Regions from separate parts of the Mus musculus genome. Here region 1 is linked to region 2. A link is a loop called in an ENCODE intact Hi-C map of the cell type or tissue named here. Cell type or tissue: heart. All regions are shown on one strand. Links, peaks and the distances in the headings refer to the core of each region. The heading gives the core; the rest is flanking DNA.

Region 1 (8,890 bases), core at 382-8,381, 160 kb before region 2:
AGGAGGAAGTGGCCAAATAAGGGAATAGACCTTGGTGGCCAGCTTTAGGAATGTAATCTAACGGTCTTTTGCAAGGCAGAGCGAATTGAGGAACAGGGCAAAGCCTACCAGAGCCATGTTTGCCACACTCAAGCTGGCCAGAGTGCCCTCTCTTCGAATTTCAGAAATGTTTATAGATAAAGTTTCAAGCAGCCTTCCCCAGAGGTGCATAGGCTCATGATAGAGCTTTATGAATGCTAGGCAGACACTGCAGTAGTGTGTGAGTGTAGACTGTGCTGTATACATTGTTTTTTCTGGTGAGCAAATTCATATCTTCCACCAGGCTGTACCAGTGTTCTGTGATCTAAATGTCTGTGGACAACTGCAGTGACTTACCCATATGTATCCTCCCGTGATTTTGTACACGTGTCCATGTTTCACACTTAGGCGCATGTACATAAACGTACGGCTTACAGCATTTCAAGTGTTAAAACTAGGATTTCGTTTGCATGCAGTCTGCTCTTGTCCTTGCTACAGTGGTAGGACGCTCCGGGGGTGCTTTGCTGTGTTCTAGAGAGTGGCTGCACTCAGTAATTACTGCTCAGGAGCCGAGCAGCCTGCAAGAGCTGGGCTTGTCTTCTGTGGGGTGCTGCTGTGGGTACATGGACACTGTTTCTCTGCCAGGCAGCCCTATGACACACATAAACACCAGTGGAGTCTAGAGTTCATAATGCACAGGAAAGAGGAAGGCCACTCCTCTCACCTGCTCCTGACCAGAGGCCCCAAGCTCCTCCCCAGGTCTCTAGCTGTCAGAGCAGAGGCACATGGAGTCCTTTCTACACTCTTTCTACATCCCTGGTGCCATCCTGCCGTTTTCTGATTATGGGTAGTAGTTGTAATTTAATTTCTTGGTGATGCTTTGTATTTTCTCCCAACAGCACAGGGAATTAAATATAAGTTTTGTAAAGAGTGATATTCACTTTTTTTTTGCCCATATAGATCAGAAGTGGAAATTTTGATTAAAACTATGTTGGTGGGTTATATAGAAAAGCAGCTGTTTGTACTAATGTCTGATTAGAGTGTAAAATCAGTGCTGTGTTCTGTTAGAGCTTAATGTTAGAATTGTCCCAGCATTGCCAGCTAGGAACTGATTCTAAAAGCCAAAAAGCTATATAAACTTGTCAGTTCATCTTAACAACCATAATCTAAAAGTGGGGAGAGTGGTTTATATAAATGTTCACAGTTGGGGAATTTGCATAATAAATAAATTTTAGTCAATAGCTTTGGTTAAGGTAACAACTGTTATTTTTCTTTCAAGACTGTTGGTGAAATTGCAAGAGCTGAACTATAACTTGAAAGTGAAAGTCTCATTTGACAAGTAAGATTTCTGTAATCTTATCTAAGTAGCTATTTAAAATGCTAGTTCTGTTTACCTCTCCGTCAAATAAGCAGGCTGGAAATTCTTCCCAGGACCAGGGCTGCACTGTAGGTCCTGAGGCCATGGCCTGTGAGGAGAGGCACCTAATGGGTTACCCAGGGCCAACCCTAGCAGACGTTGGTAACTGGCTTCTCTCTGAGGATTGGGAGCTTTGCCTAGAACATGTGCTCTCTAGACTAGAATAAACCAAAGAGCAAACAGAGGAAAGGAGATTGCCTTCATCAAGTCTTAAAGCAGTTGGGCGTCACACATTACATCTCTCTGGCCATCCCCAGAGAAGATGCCCTTAGTGCAACACACTCAAAGATCCAGGCATGTGCATCTGTAGCCAAGAGGGAGGGTGTTCCTGGAGTGAGGTTAGAGACATCTGGGGCAGGCGTGAGGGGGAGCGACAGGGGTAGGTGTGAGGCCCAGTGGAGCCTGCTGCATTCTCTTATGTTTAGTTGCCAGCACTGAAGGAAAAAGAATGGGAAAAACACTATCTTGTTATTTTTTCTCAAAATCACTCCAGATGACAGGGGAAGAGATAAAGCTTAGTGGCTTTGTGATGTCCTCTCGTTTCTGGGCCAACAGAGCATTGCTGTCTGTGGGTCACTAGCGCTGAGACAGGGGACGTGCAATTCCCTGAGCTCCTTCACCTGTTAGCCATTTATGCCTCACAGTCCCCTGTAGTGTAGAGCTGGCAGCAGGCTGTGTGAGGGAGAAATGCCAGGCAGGTGGCTTCCCACCCATGACATTCAGTGTTACTTGATCTCATTGGCGTGGGTGGGAAGGAACAAGTGATTGAAGGGACAGGGACCACAGTGTAGATGAGCCCCTATTACTCTGTACATACTTTATGTGCATTTATGAGACCAGTCTTACTCTGCAGCACACTCTGGCCTGGAACTCATGGTCTTCTGCCTCTGTCTTCTGTGTGTTGAAGCGTAAACCACAGGGAGTTTCCCCCCCTCCCCCGGCGCAGCCAATGTATTCATTTTCTCTTTTATTTATATGACTGTGTAATCATATGCATCTGTTTTGTATCTATTGAATCTTACTTCAAATTTACATATTTTTTTACAGAGATGTGAACGAGAAAAACACAGTTAAAGGGTAGGTATAGCATCTGCACCCTACTTTGCTTATCCTGTTTGTTTAGTAGTTTGAAGCACTTTAAGGATTTGTGTCTTGCGTTGTATAGATTTCGGAAGTTCAACATCTTGGGTACGCACACAAAAGTGATGAACATGGAAGAATCCACCAACGGAAGTCTGGCAGCTGAGTTCCGACACCTGGTAGGCAGAGCAGTTTGATGTCTTGATGCATCTCTGGTCCTTTGGAAGTCTTATAGGATTGACCCCCATACTTTCCCGACGGTGGGATGCTGGTCCCTTCTTCATCTCCTGAGTCTCCTGGCTGTGTGTTTTGACAGGGGCTGTACGGACCTCAGTAGAGTGCTTTATAAACTTGCATGTGCATAAATTATATAAGCACTTGCCGCCTCCTCTGCGAGCAGCCCCTGAGGTTCCAGCAGCATTCTAAGGAAACCATTCCCCACTTCAGTCCTCACTTCTCCTGCCTTCCAAGTGTGTAGCAGCTTGACCACGAATGCTGCAAGAGCAGGAGGCCTCGTTCCATTGGGTAGAAGGGTGGTACTTTCCTCTGGTCTCCATAAACCCAGTGTTGGGGCTGGGTACCAGCTGGTGAGCTACAGATTTCAGAGCTCGGGAGTGACATGTGAGGCGAGGGCCTCCGTCCAGCTTGGAAATCTGAGCGTGTCCAGATTGGCCCTTTAAATCTCAAGGATTGAAATCTGAACGAGGAGACTAGGTCAGCCTGCTGTGCTGAGCCTGGTCTGGAAGACTGCAGAGGCTGGAAGACTGCAGAAGCTGTTTCGTGTGCCTGGGCCATGAAATCGCTGCTGAAGGTGCTGGGCACCCATTGCATGCAGGAGCAGCAGACCTAGGTTCTGGGGCGTCCCCTCCCTCAGATTACTCACACTTCGCCAGGCTTCAGGAAGAGGCACTTCCCCCTCTTGTTCCTAGGAGGTTGTCACACCTTTCTTTCTAGTTATGACTGGGAACTGATCTGTGAATAAACACATCAACTCTAATGATTAACCTGCCATTCGGTTCCTTCTTTTACAGCAACTGAAGGAACAGAAAAACGCTGGGAACAGAACTAATGAGGTGAGCATCTCTGGGTGGCTAGCGGGTCCTAACAGAACTGTTCTGTTCCGAGAGGACGCATCAGCGTCCTGGGACCTGATGTGGAAGAGGGCTCGGGGTATCTGTGGGGATGATAAAAAACACTCTCCTGTGTACTTTCTGGTTGAAAGGCAGTTTAACCCACAGTCTCATTGGCCCTACAAAGACAGCCAATCGGACGGGGCGTGGTGGGCTTTCATATTGTTCACCTGGGTAAAGAAATGAAGGCCCGGACATTAGCATGGTTTCCCCCAGAATGCACAGAAGAGCTGGAGAGGCTGAAGGTGACTGCCTTGGTTAGGGTTTCCACTGCTGCAAGGAAACACTGCGAACAAAAGCAAATGGGGAGGAAAGTGTTTATTTGGCTTAACTTCCACATTGTCCATTGCTGAAGGAAGTCAGGAGAGAAACTCAAGCAGGGAGGAACATAGAGGCAGGAGGACATCTGGTTTTTGCTACTTTGTGGGTTCTTCTTTCTTCCACCCTTTTTAAACCTCACCCTTTCAACCCCCTAACACTAGATAAGAGAGAGAGAAGAAAAAGGATAGAGAGGAAGGGAAAGAGATCCCAGAATAAAGTCGGGCTTGGAAAGTTGGAGTGATGTTATTGTTAGACTACTTCCTGCGGATTCGAGGCTCCTCAGGGCCCTAGCATTTATTTATCCTCTGAAACTTCCCAGAATTTCAAATGTCACACGATTGCAGAAACTATCTCTAGCTGGCAGAATTGTGCTTCTTCTGCTATAGCATGAGGCACGTCAGTCAGCTGCCGAGGACAGTCCCAAGCAGCCCCGTGTCCCCCTACCTGGAGCTTAAACGAAGACATACTCAGAATATTTCTGTGTTTTTTTTAAAAAGAAACCAAAATTTCAGAATTTTCACTCCATGGGAGCTGATGCAGAGGCTACGGAGGGGTGCTGCTTACTGGCTTGCTTCCTCTAGTTTGCTCAGCCTGCTCTCTTATAGAACCCAGTCCAGGGATGGCACCGCCACCCACAGTGGGCTGGGCCCTCCCCATCAATCACCAATTAAGAAAATGCCATATAGCTGAACCTTATAGGGGCACTGCCTGAATTGAGGTACCCTCCTCTCGGATAACTCTTGCTTGTGTCGGGTTGACAGGAAGTTAGCCAGCACGGTGACTGAGTCTGAAGATCTAGTGTTGCCGACGGTTCCCTGCCATTGCATCCCCTACACCGTAGCATTGCTTTGTCATAGATCCTGTTTTTACAACCTGGACCTTAGAAGTTATGTTCTTGATGACTGAAAAATGAGAAATGGTTGGGCATGGTAGTGCAGGCCTTTAATCCCAGCAGTTGGGAGGCAGAGGCAGGGGAATCTCTGAGTTGAAGGCCAGCCTGGCCTACAGAGTTCCAGGACAACCAGGGCTGTTACATAGAGAAACCCTTTCTCAGAGAGAGGGGACTTGGGGGTAAGAAAATAAGGGGATGAGAGATGAACGGAGGGATAGTCTGGGCCTGGGTTGGTTTGAAATTGTCCTTGGAGCACACGTTGTTGGCTGACGTTCCATTTCACGACCACTGGAGGTCACTGCAGCTACAAGACAAATGCTGGTCTGTGCAGCCCAGACATCGCCTCCTTCGCAGTCTTTGTCACCTTCTAGGTCTAGCAGCTATCTCTATAGTTCCAAGATGGTGTGACACAGAAGAGCTGTGTATGGAAGTCACTTTGAAACTATCCCTTTCTAGCAAACCAGAGCACTTAGGATCAAACATATGTGGGTTAGCACTTTCAGGAGAGGCTCTGACTATTAAGACCCACCCTCACTTCCACTGCCCCTGCCAGGTGTGCAGTCTGTGGGAGCCGGCAGATGGCTGGAGGTCAAGGGGTCATAGCTCGTGGATAAACCCACTTGTAGTTGCCACTTTTCCCACTGGCGTTTCTGTCTCTGAACACATAATCCTTGCCATAATTACAAACGCCTTTGAGGGAACACCAGGAAGCTTGGGATAGTAAAATCTGGGTATTATTGAGTTCTGAAGTCCAAGTTCTGGATCACAGCTGGTTTGAGGATCTCTACAACCTATTTGGGTTTTGAGAGCTCTTTTCTTTTTGTTTTGGAAGGGGCCTCTCATTGTCACCGAAGAACTTCACTCTCTTAGCTTTGAAACCCAGTTGTGCCAGCCAGGCTTGGTGATTGACCTGGAGGTAAGAGTTACAGTTTCCTGAGGGAGAAAACATGCTATCTTTACTTCCACAAAGGCTTATTTTTTCAGTTTTTATTTCAGCCTTATTTACCTAATTGTTAAAAAATAGGATCCCTTTAAAATTATCAATATTTAAAAACTTTTCTGTGTATGGATGTTTTATCTGCATGTATGTCTGTACACCACATGTATGTGTGGTGCCTGCAGAGGCCGGAAGAGGGCATCAGATCCCCTGGGACCCAAGTTACAGACAGCTATAAGCCACCATGTGAGTGTTAGGAATCAAACTTGGGGCCCCTGGAAGATCAGGCAGTGCCCTTAACTACTGAACCATCTCTCTTCTCCCCAAAGTGGTCTTTTCCAGCTAATACTATGTTGACGTTAATGATCTAGGAAGCTGGAGAGTTGGACTAACCTTAAAATTTTGCAAAAGAAATGTCCTGATTGTGCTAGCTAGCCACTGTTGAGTGTTTAGCTACTAGAAGGGAGCTTGAAATGATTCCAAGGTCTTTGTTCCCTTTCAGACCACCTCTCTTCCTGTCGTGGTGATCTCCAACGTCAGCCAGCTCCCCAGTGGCTGGGCGTCTATCCTGTGGTACAACATGCTGGTGACAGAGCCCAGGGTATGGAAAACACATGTGCTTTAGTACGGTTAACCAAGGCTGCTGCTGCTGCTGCTGCTGCCTGCTCCCATCACTAGATGTTGGGGAAGATAGTCCCAAGCCCCGTGGCACCAGTGAGGACCTTGTGTGATGGGAAAATAGTCACACGTATGTGCCAGGCACGGGAACAGTGATTTTTCCAACTCAGGCAGTCGATGGCTTTATTTTTCTGGCTGTCCTTCTGTGTTGCTTGCTTTAAAATGTATGCACTTGTTAAATGGACATGCATTTTCTTAGAGCAGGAAGACACTGCAGACTGGTCCGTTGGTTCTCATTAGGAAATACTGTGTTCTGTAAAGTAGTCAGGAGCTCTGGTTAATCAAATACAGGATCATTGCTCCCAGGGGAAAATTTAGAGCTCAGCTTCTGTAACCCTTGAGTCGCAGCATTCTTGGCAGCCCATGTATAGGTAACGTGAGTGTGTTTCTTTTTAAAGGCACCTTATCTAGTCTGTCTGGCGACTTGTTACACCATACCACGTGCCTGAGTGAAGCTTATACTCTCTCCATGATGTCCCCCCCCAATGCCTAGCGCCATTTTAAACAATGAAGTCATAACAAAAATCACAAAAATGTGAAAAACAGAGAGGCCAAGATAATTGTGCGCTGCAACAAAAAGCTAGGATGTTGTTTTGTTCTATCTTAGCCAGGAACATCAATCTGGGGCCACAAACTTGCCTCAAGTATTGATTTTGGAGTTATAAATAAATAGACTCACAAGCGTGAACCTGCTAATTTCTGAGGATTCTCATCCCCGGCTGTGACTGCCTGTGTGTCACAGAAACCAGCAGTGAGCTCTGGGGCAGGCTGTGTCTGTGGCAGGTGGCTCCTTTGTAACTCCAGCCTCTGGGTGTTTTCTCTGCAGAATCTCTCCTTCTTCCTGAACCCCCCGTGCGCGTGGTGGTCCCAGCTCTCAGAGGTGTTGAGTTGGCAGTTTTCATCAGTCACCAAGAGAGGTCTGAACGCAGACCAGCTGAGCATGCTGGGAGAGAAGCTGCTGGGTATGGTTGGACACGCACCCACAAGTCAGCCTTCTCCTTCAGTCATTCCTTATTCTGATGCTTAGAGGTACAAGAGTGCTAAAAAAAATCAGTTGGTTTTTAACTACAGCTGGTTGTAGCCAAGTGAGATCAAGGCTTTGAAAACACCATTGAGTCCTGGTAAAGGAACAATGACCCTTGTTCTCTTATGTCTGAGCCAGGATCTTAAAGAGAAATTCTTAAATTATGAGCCTGAAATAAGATATTGATGAGAAAGATGAGCTCTTAACGTCCTTAGAAGTAAAAGAGGAAAGTCCCTTACATAATAAAGTTCTGGGCTTAAAAACCCCAGGATCTTGTGCTGGCTGGGCCCTTGTTGCAGGAGGCAGAGCCACAGTTTTGTCTGATCAGGCATCTGGCCCGTGGCAGACAGTTCTCTCTCAGTGGCTAATGTCAGAAGGCTTATTCATCTTCTACAATGAAAAGTCAAAGCCTCCCTTATCACCGACAACCTGCCAATGAACCGGATATCTGAAGCATGTCTTTAAAATTCCATCAATACCGTTGTCCAGGTTTGCGGTCTGTGTAGCAGGGTGATGCAGACGGTAGTCGAAGTGGGTCTTTCTTAACTGAATGTCCCTGGAAGGGTCTTCACTCACTTGTGCACATTAACAAGGGTCTCAGACCTTGTTCTGTATTCCACATTTGGTGAGATACAAGGATTTTTTTTTCCCTGCTTGTTGTAGCGTATCAGTGGTTTCCCTTAAACAAAGTAGTGGACTTAACACAGCTCAGACCACATGCTGCATTAATTCATATGGCTAATTATATTTATGGCTTGTATCAGTTTGAACAACTGTCCAATTTGTGAGAAGGCTGAGGGATATATCTAAGTACAGTGAGCTTATAAAATCCACCGGAGATCTCGGCCTTATTTGGAACTGCACATTTGTTCTGCAGGGCTTTTGGTGGGGAGGGACTTCATGTAGGCAGAGGAACAGCGGGAAGTGGTGCTGGGTAGAGACAAGGGTGGCTTCTCCACAGAGCCTTCAGGGAGACAGGGGTCATGCCAAAGTCAGATCAGCCTGGAAGGGCGTGTCCTGGGGTGGGGTTTATAGAGCTCTGCCTGCTCTCTGGGAAAGGAGCTAAGAGGCACCAGATGGCTGGCTTGATGTCAGCTTCCTCTGCGCTTTCATAATCCGATCTCAGTAATCCTCCATGCATTCCTTCATGCTGTTGGAATCAAACCAACAGACAGCAGCATGGTGGTGCGCATCTGTCATCTCAGGCTGGCGGAGTCGGAGGCAAGGATGGGAAGCAAGGAGTTTGAGGCCTGACTGAGCTACACGGGGAGACCCTGCCTATAAATAAAGGGGGTGAAACAAAGCCACCATTCGTAGGTTTTAAACTGCTTGTTGGTCCTTTCAGCCTGTGTAACTAGAGGCCCATTTCAAGTTAATATACGAGAGAATATCA
Region 2 (8,890 bases), core at 368-8,367:
AAGTCAGTTCCTTGTTCTGTGAGCATCTATGGAGCTAGGGAATGTTTTAAATGGGTAGAGTAAGAAGGCTGCATCATAGGAAAACAGTTCTGGTAAGCTGCCCAAAGACACATCAGAGGGAAAAGCTCTGATTTCCAAAGTTCTGATAACACTTCGAATCTATTTGTTAGCCTTAATAAACATTCTTTTTAACCTAATTTTATACTTGTAATTTCATCATCTTTTCCAAAATGATCAACTCAACAAAACCTTGAAAAGCCATACTTTGCTATGTCTACATGGAATATTACTTATATTCAAATTAGGTCATTAGTCAGTGTAAAGTACAAGAGATGTTAGAAATAAACAGGGGTGTGTGTGTGTGTGTGTGTGTGTGTGTGTGTGTGTGTGTGAGAGAGAGAGAGAGAGAGAGAGAGAGAGAGAGAGAGAGAGAGAGAGAGAGAGAAGGCCTGCGTACACATGCTAACAAGAATGGCAGCTAGCTAACAGCAGTCCATGTGCATAAACCCAGCCCTATACATGGCAGCATGCTGCCTAGCAGTTCACTTCTCTCCCATATTTATGATCCTTGGACATACATGTAATTATGGCATGTAATTATGGGCACATCCATTTAGCCACCTCAGACCTCAACTCTAACCACTTGACGCTGCCAGCTCTCTGCCCAACTGTGACTATAAGGACATCTTCGAAATGTTGCCAGTGAACTCTGGCTCCAATAGGAGCATCTGTTTGAAGATTCTACTTGATAACTATCTTCTGAGTAGTAGATTTCTTCTACCTTTCTCCTGCACATAATCTTAAGAATTGGGACCCATGGCAGTAGGTGCTATTATTGAGACAATACATCTCTTCTTGCAAATTTCCTTTCTCTTCATGCTTTCATGTTGGCAACCTTGCTGTGTGGCTTGTTGATTGTCGTAAGCCTCTGCTGATTGTTCCCTCTGTTCGTTTGTTCCTTGGGAGTTCTGGAGCAGGCTCCTAGAGAACCTCCCTGCTTTAACCTTATCTTCCATTACTTCTTAGAGTAGCTAGAGCGCAGATCTCAAGCCATGCACCTGACACACCACTCCCCTTGTACCAAATTATGACAACCTCACAACCCTATTAAGTAAATCCAAGCCTTGTGTTGAAGATACATCACTGATCTGTTGAAGACTCGCTTGTGTCTGCTTTTGGCCATTGCCGTCCTATTTTTATCTAAAGTTGCAGAATGCATCTATGCTGGTCATCTGTTCAGCTTACTCTATGTCAGTCCCTCAGGACTTGACCTCCTTCAGTTATGGCAACCATATAAAGTAGTTACATTTATCTTTATTTTATGAGGAAATTAACCCTTAGAGACAGAACATTGACCAAGGCTAAACACTGGATGAGGACTCTGTCTTGTCTGTCTGCAACTGGGAAATAAAGAAGGTGATGCTAACACTGGGGACACATCAATTGTAATATCACCTTAATCTAGAGTATGATTGTGGCACACCTTAGGGGTCCTGGGACATGACCTGTTCATCTCCTTCCTCTCCCCACCACCTTCCAGTGTGGATAAACTCCGTTTCAGTTTCTCTCTCCAACAAGGTTCTGTCTACAAACCACATCTGCTCTGAACTTTACTTCCCATGGTGACTCAAGCAAAAGCGAGTAATGAAGACTTAAGAATGCAATGCCCTGTGAAATAGGTATGGCATGCAGGAAAGAGGAAGCGATACATAAGACTGGGTGTAAAAAAATATAAAGATAACAAGTGTTTCCTTTTCAGTTAGCCAGAGTTATCTACTAGAGCTCTATTTTAAGACTTACACATAGGCTAGGAAGATAGTTTAAATGGCAAACTGCCTGTTATGCAAGCCTGGGATCATGAGTTCGATCCCTACTACCCATGGAAGAAGCCGAGTTGGTGGCATGTGCCTATAGTACCAGGGCTGGGGAGGCAGAGCCAGGCAAATTCCTGAGTTCACTGGCTAGCCAAACTAACCTACTTGGAGAGTCCCAGGGCAGTGAGACACCCTGTCTCAAACAAAACAGACAAAAAAAGCACAGTTCCTGCGAAACAACAGCAGAGGCTGACCTCTGACCTCCACAAAGGTGCACATGCAGCCATGAGCAGGCATGTAGACATACATGAGTTCTCTCTGCCTGTCTCTGTCTGCCTGTCTCTCTGCTCTCTCTGTCTCTCTGTCTCTGTCTCTCTCTAGAGTTCTTAGAAGTATCACTAAATTTGGCCTCTATTCTCAGGGGGCTTTCAGTCTAGTCAAGAGACCTAGTGCAAATAAAAAATTGAAGTAGGATGCTCTCTGATAGGGTTCTGCCATAGGTTAACTACTGGGGGAGTCTGGACATAAAGCAGATCCAAGAGCCTTGAACAGACCTTAACCTGGTCAAATAATCTCTGGATGCTGTGGTAGGATTTAGTAAAACAACAGAGATGTAAGAACAAAGTGCTCTGGATGCATGAGAGAGCCAGTTAGCTGTGCTGGAGTATATGGTGTATGTATGCAGCACACTGATGAGGTAACCTCCCAGAGGAGATCAGGCAACATGTGAAAGAAAGGCATCCCGTCAGGCAAAGAAGGGGATGAGTGAGGATAGGAAAGACAGAAATCAGCGTGTAAGAAGTTATTACACTAAAATTCAAAATTCTGTCCTTAGAATGTTCTTTCTTGAATAACTCAGATGTGCCATCGTCCTATAATGATTTAGTGATGTTAGTGATAGCCTCCTGTGCTGTTACATCATACTGTAAATGAGCAGAACCTGTCATAACGTTGTCTTTGGCATTCAACACAGTTTATACTTGGCCTTCTTGGTTTTAGTGGATTTTTAGTCGGTGACTCGATGTGCACCATTTATTTAGTAATATTTTATGAATTAAAAATTGGAAGGAGGGATGGCAGATTATCCACACAAGCTCCGATGAAAATCACTTCTGTCTTCCACTAGATGGCATTGGAAGAACATGGCACATCCCCTAGTTCTCACTGAGGCTGAGTAAGATGTTTGCGTTGTGGAGACTACACAACTGTTGTTGTCTACACATCTCTGCATAACACTCGCTCCTTAACAGAGGTTTAGTTTTGAAGTAGCCGGTAAATGCCTGCACTTACAATTCATAGCAAGAGAAAGTGATGAACAATTCTTAAAACAGTTAAAGCAGATTCAATCAACCCCTTTTCACACAGTAATTATTCTAGGAGTCTTCTTGAGTTCCCAGGATGCTCATCAGTGCTGGCCTCATGATAGGTCTCTCACAGACTGACGACTTGAGAAGGAACACGAGTCAATAATGCTGTGCTGTTGGTCCTGGAAGAGAAGGTGAGGTTATCCATCCCTATAGACTTCATTGAGCCAGAGGAGAATCCACAACGTATTAATTAAAGCAAGGAAGATCGGTTGTCTGACCTGTGCTAACCAGTCCACACTACTGTATGAATATGTAGTGTTGTTCAAAGGAAGAAAGAGAGAGAGAGAGAGAGAGAGAGAGAGAGAGAGAAAGGGAGAAAGAAAACAGAAGAACCTCTCTTCATCATATTATTCCCTAACACTTGACCATTAACAGGACCCATCTCTTATTAATCACTCAATGCATTGAGTTTAATTGTTTTCTGCTTTGTCTGTGCCTCATCCAAGCCATATAACAGCTCTATTTTTAAGAATGTTGATGGAGTGTGACTTTGATAACCCACCATACAAGACTGACAGGGAACCTAAAAGCATCCAAAAGCATGGTTCATCTCTCCTGTACACATCTGGACTGGAACATCTGGCCCCAAATTCCTACTGTGGAGTTACCAGGCTTCAGCAGATGGACTCGTAGTGATTGGAATGATGGCTTGGTCATGAATATGGCAAGTAAATGTCTCCTAAGTAAACTCCCACCTGTATTAGCTACTGTGAAGGTGTTGCTAGGTCCATTTTACTGGTGTTTATTGACAATTTGTGTGTGTATGTGGTGTGTGTGTGTGTGTGTGCATGCGTGCTCATGCAGTTCTCCTTGTTGGGTCTGGCTGGCTTCAACAGTCAAACCTTACTAATACTGAGGCAGCAAGTGAGGAACATGGAATAGTTGAACTTCCAATGATGGTCTTCTACTGGATAAAGAGCATCTTAAGTCATTGCAGTCTGCAGCAACTATCATGATTTGAGAGGACAGAAAACTATTCTTTCCTTAGCATTTCCCTCAAAACATGTTCTGCTTAAGAGCCGGTGAGATGGCCCAGTGGATGAAGGTGCTTGCTTTAGGGCAAACCCATTGACCTAAGTCTGAAGACTGAAACCTGCGTGAAAGGCAGGAGGAAGAAACCAGCTCCACAAACTTCCATGTCTTCTGACCTTTATACGTGTGCCATGGTGGGCATTTGCACACAGAGAAACACCAACACCACCAACAATAAAATACAAATTTAAAAACATTTTCTACCCGAAGGTTGAGCACTTGTTCAAAAACTCCTAACGAGGAAGACAACAACACTAGAAAAACCTTGAACTCTTTAAAGTTTACGAGCAGGGTCAGGGTGCTTTTAAAAAGCAGTTAAGAATTTTTCATAAAACTATACTAAATGATAGCTGCTGGAATTTTTCTACTTGTAATACCAGGAACATCCAGCAGGCTGTGCCCCTTCCAGCAGGCTGTGCCCCTGAACCAGGGTATTTTAATGGACACTCTAAGTTGTAAAACTTTTCAAGCCACTAAAATTTTCAAATCTTTCATTTGTTGCTTTTTCATGGTTTAAACAGTAAATTTCCAAACATGCACAACAGAAAGCCAAAAGCAATACTTTTATAAGTGTGTCATGTTTCTATGAATAACTTATAATTTTAATAATGCAGACAAGATTAAATATTTTTTCTTTATATTCTAACTATAGATTTTAATGAGATTTTATAGAAATAAAAATGATAAGAAATGATGACAATATTTTTAAAATAATCTTTTTAATACATTACTTTTAAGTCCTTAACATTTACCTTTTCTTTCTTTTAAAAAACATTTTATTTTATGTGTATAGGTGTTTTACCTGCACATATGACTGCACATGTTTGTGCAGTGCCTGAAGTGGGCAGAAGAGTGTTAATTCACCAGAACTGGGGTTACAAGGTGTTGTGAGGAGCCTTGTGGTCCCCAGAATGAAACCTGGTTCCTCTGGAAGAGCAGTCAGTGTTCTTAACCCCCGAGCCATCTTTCCAGCCCCTGATTTTTGGCTTTTACTCTTTACTTCTTGGCTTTTTGAGGAATAGTCTCATTCTGTATCTCTGGCTGCCTTGAACTTGTTGTGTCGCCCAGGCTGGGCGCAAAAGTATGGTCATTTTCCTATGCCTGCCTCCCAAGAGCTGGGATTTCAGGCCTGGGCCACAATACCCAGTTCTTTATTGACTTTCAGATTAAAATATTATTCCATTAAAACTGTGGAAGTTATTGAGCACTACACAGGGAAGGACAGATGGAGAAATATGATCTGGTTTTAAAATATGACCCAGGTACAGTTATATTAAAATAAGTGAAGTTTGGTCCTCAGCCAGCATCAGCCACATCACCAGGAATCTTGCGAGGTAAATTCTGAGGCTCCTTCTAGACTAAACCAACCAAAGTAGAAACTCTGGAGAACTGAGTATGGCAGCCACTTTGTAACAAATTCTCAAGATGATTTGGGTGCACCTTAGAGTCTGAGACCACCGAGAACACTTATTAACACAAATGTTCTATTCAGTGCTGAACATTCTCTCTCTCTCTCTCTCTCTCTCTCTCTCTCTCTCTCTCTCTCTCTCTCTCTCTCTCTCTCTCCCTCCCTCCCTCCCTCCCTCCCTCCCTCCCTCCTTCCCTCCTTCCCTCCTTTCTCTCTTCCTCCCTCTCTTTTCTCCTCCCACTTCTCTCTCACTCCCCATGGAGTCCACTTAGTATCCTCAGTGTTTGAATAGACGGAGCGCCATCTACTGGACCATGGCAACCTCGCAGGGACAGCGTCCCTAAGAAAATCAACTACCTCTCCCAGCTGCCATCAACTGCCAACAACTCCACAGCTACAACAAAAACAAAACAATCCCAAATGAATGTGGGGACGGAATTTGTAGGGAGAAGGAAGATGACAGGGGTACTAGAGAGATTAGATCAGAACGCACTTTAAAGGGCTTTTTGTTTGTTTGCTTGTTTTGTTTCGTTTTGTTTTGAGGTTTTGTCTGGCTTGATCTAGGTTCATGGTGTCATACCCGCTGTCAGTTCATATATGTAACTGCCCTGTTGTGTTCTGAAAACACAATTTCACTATAGTTATTACTGCTTCTGGCTCTTAGAATCTTTTGCCCCGTCTTCCTTAATGCCTTGGGAGAAGGGAATGCCATCACTTATTCTTAACAATTTGAACAACTACACATATCCATTCATTGCAGAAAAGTGGGAGAATCTCAGAAGAGAGGGTAGAAAGAACGTCAGAGCCAGAAGATAGAGTGTGAGACGCTGACCTCTGGAAATGGACAGCCAACGACGTCATGCCTTTCCAGCTGCTGAGGCTGCATGCAGTGGTCCACAGCGGACTGCACCCTTCACCAGTCAATCAAAAACTGAGGAGGCTGCCCAGAGGGTCCTACTTTCCCTTCTGAGCTGTTGGATACTGAAGGATTTTGGAGGAGGCTCAGCCATTGTCTTCAGTTGCGTGTGTACTCACTGTGGAGCTCACCAGGTTCTGGGGAAGTGTTCCAAAGCCAAGGGCACACAGAGACCCTGGTTATACTCCCCAAACAAACAACAAAACAAAACAAAACCACAACCCCAAATGAACATGGGAAAGGGACTTGTAGGGAGAAAGAAGGTGACAGATGTACTAGAGAGATCAGGTCAGAGCACTTTAAACATGCATGAAACTGTCAAAAACCAAAGTCAACAAAAGAAATTTTAAGTACACATTTCCAATAGTATTCCAGAATGAGTCAGAGTATCCACTGTCTAGAAGGTTTCATTTTTACAAACACAGTAGGCAGTCTCTGGCACTTAGGATTTGAAGGGACTGGAAATAGTTTTTAACATTTCTCTCAGCACTTTAACCAAAAGGCAATCAATTTCATGCTACCAAGCCAGGGTGCCTGTGGCGGGGGGCGGGGAGGAGGGAACGAATGTCTTTACTTTTTACTAATGATCCTTTAGGACTTATTTTTTATTTTTTAAAAATATGTTTGGATGTATGCCATGTACATGCAGGTGGCAGAGGAGGCCAGAAGAGGACGCTGGAGTCCCTGGAGCTGGAATTAAAGGCATCTGTGAGCTGACATGGGAACCCAACTTAGGTCCTCTGAAGACCGTTGAATGTCATTAACCATCGACCCATTTCTCTAGTTCTTCATAAATGTTTTCTTTTTTTAATTTGAAGCAAGGAATGTAGGCGCGAATACACTGTAACTCACTATGTAGACCTGGCTGGCCCTGAACTCACAAAAAACTATCTCCTTCTGCCTCTGCCTCTGCCTCTGCCTCTGCCTCTGCCTCTGCCTCTGCCTCTGCCTCTGCCTCTGCCTCTGCCTCTGCCTCTGCCTCTGCCTCTGCCTCTGCCTCTGCCTCTGCCTCTGCCTCTGCCTCTGCCTCTGCCTCTGCCTCTGCCTCTGCCTCCTCTGCCTCCTGAGTGCTGGTATTAAAGGTGTCTGCTACCACACCAACTCACTAATGATTTTAAAAAATATTATTTGAATGTTTTTAAACAGCGTATATGTAGCTTATTGATCAGACTGTGCTCCAGTTGAATAGGAATGACTTCCTATTGTTTTAAAATAAATACAGACATTATACACGATCTTGCCTAAACATTACATGAGCTGAAAGAACCAGATCCAAAGAGTACATTATTCTAAACATACTTTTTTTTTTATTTGAGTACAGACACACCAGAAGAGGGCACCAGATCTTGTTACATATGGTTGTGAGCCATCATGTGGTTGCTGGGATTGAACTCAGGACCTTCAGAAGAGCAGTCAGTGCTCTTAACCGCTGAGCCATCTCTCCAGCCCACATTATTCTATTAATATGAAATACCAACAGTAGGCAAAACAGAGGTTGGAAGCACAACAGTGGCTACCTGGTAGGAAGTAAGGAAGAGAACCTTGTACACTGGCTGCAGTGTACAGTGTATGGAGGGTGCAGGCTATGGAGTTTTCTTTGGGATGATAAAAGTATTGCAGAATTAGACCATGGTGATGCTTAGGTACTGCTAGTTTATACTCTATTATCTAGAGCAAATGGTGATTTCAATGTTATGCATATACAATAAAAGAAGTAGGAATAGAAGAAATCCTCCCATTGTGGATGAGAATTGACCAATCTTGTCTATAAAGACAGTATGCTTCAGATACTGATGCTAAGGCATGCCCCTATACTATTATGACAAGCGACTCTAAGTTTGCAAATGGTCAAGTTACAAGTTTGTAAGTCAAGTCTCACTTTAGCTTGCCAGTAAAATGAAATGTGCTTTGGCTTGCCAGTAAAGTGAAACGAAACAAAAACAAACAAAGCCCACCATCCCTTACAATCTAGCAAGTCCACTGTGCACAAATAACTGTGGACCACACATTCAGCCATCAATTTCATCAGGTCAGCTCTGGCCGAAGACTGTAGTGTGCGACTTGGAGATGCTGAGTTCTTTCTGCCCGGGCCTCTCACCACCAAGCCTCACAACAAATACAACTGTTTCCATACTCTGTTAATTTAATGATCTTCAGTGTCTATATGAGTACATGTACAGGACCTTTATCTCCACTCTATTCCTTCAGAAAGCGAAGAGGTATTTACAGCTGTGGCCTCAATTCCTGCCACCTAGAAATCAAATTGCCTTTCTTAAAAAAAAAAAAAAAATCCATCATCTCCATCAGATTGAGGTGAAAATCGGAGTGTGCAGAAGCCCGCCTTGAAAAACTG

Evidence for each region. Peaks named below come from ENCODE experiments on the same cell type or tissue, not always from the same donor. Only the 100,000 strongest peaks of a DNase experiment are listed, where the experiment ranks them.
Region 1: a loop joins it to region 2, with 10 times the contacts of the local background. A loop is called at or near these places in 15 of 42 quality-filtered maps.

The regions. Positions count from the first base shown.
Region 1 is chr1:52,141,604-52,150,493 of GRCm38, forward strand. It overlaps Stat1 (signal transducer and activator of transcription 1), which reads left to right. Exons shown (of 25, transcript NM_009283.4): 12 at 1,298-1,357; 13 at 2,483-2,512; 14 at 2,601-2,694; 15 at 3,547-3,588; 16 at 5,691-5,774; 17 at 6,298-6,396; 18 at 7,300-7,435. Among named protein-coding and RNA genes, the nearest start is that of Stat1, 27 kb to the left of the region's middle. In heart, for the core only: CTCF peaks have their summits at 5,144 (motif pointing right) and 5,988 (motif pointing right); no DNase peak of the experiment used is centred there; H3K27ac peaks cover 3,057 bases.
Region 2 is chr1:52,296,830-52,305,719 of GRCm38, forward strand. It overlaps Gm31955 (a long non-coding RNA gene), which reads left to right and starts at 8,786. Exons shown (of 3, transcript XR_373401.2): 1 at 8,786-8,890. In heart, for the core only: CTCF peaks have their summits at 2,939 (motif pointing right), 4,607, 5,955 (motif pointing left) and 7,235 (motif pointing right); a DNase peak (open chromatin) is centred at 5,942.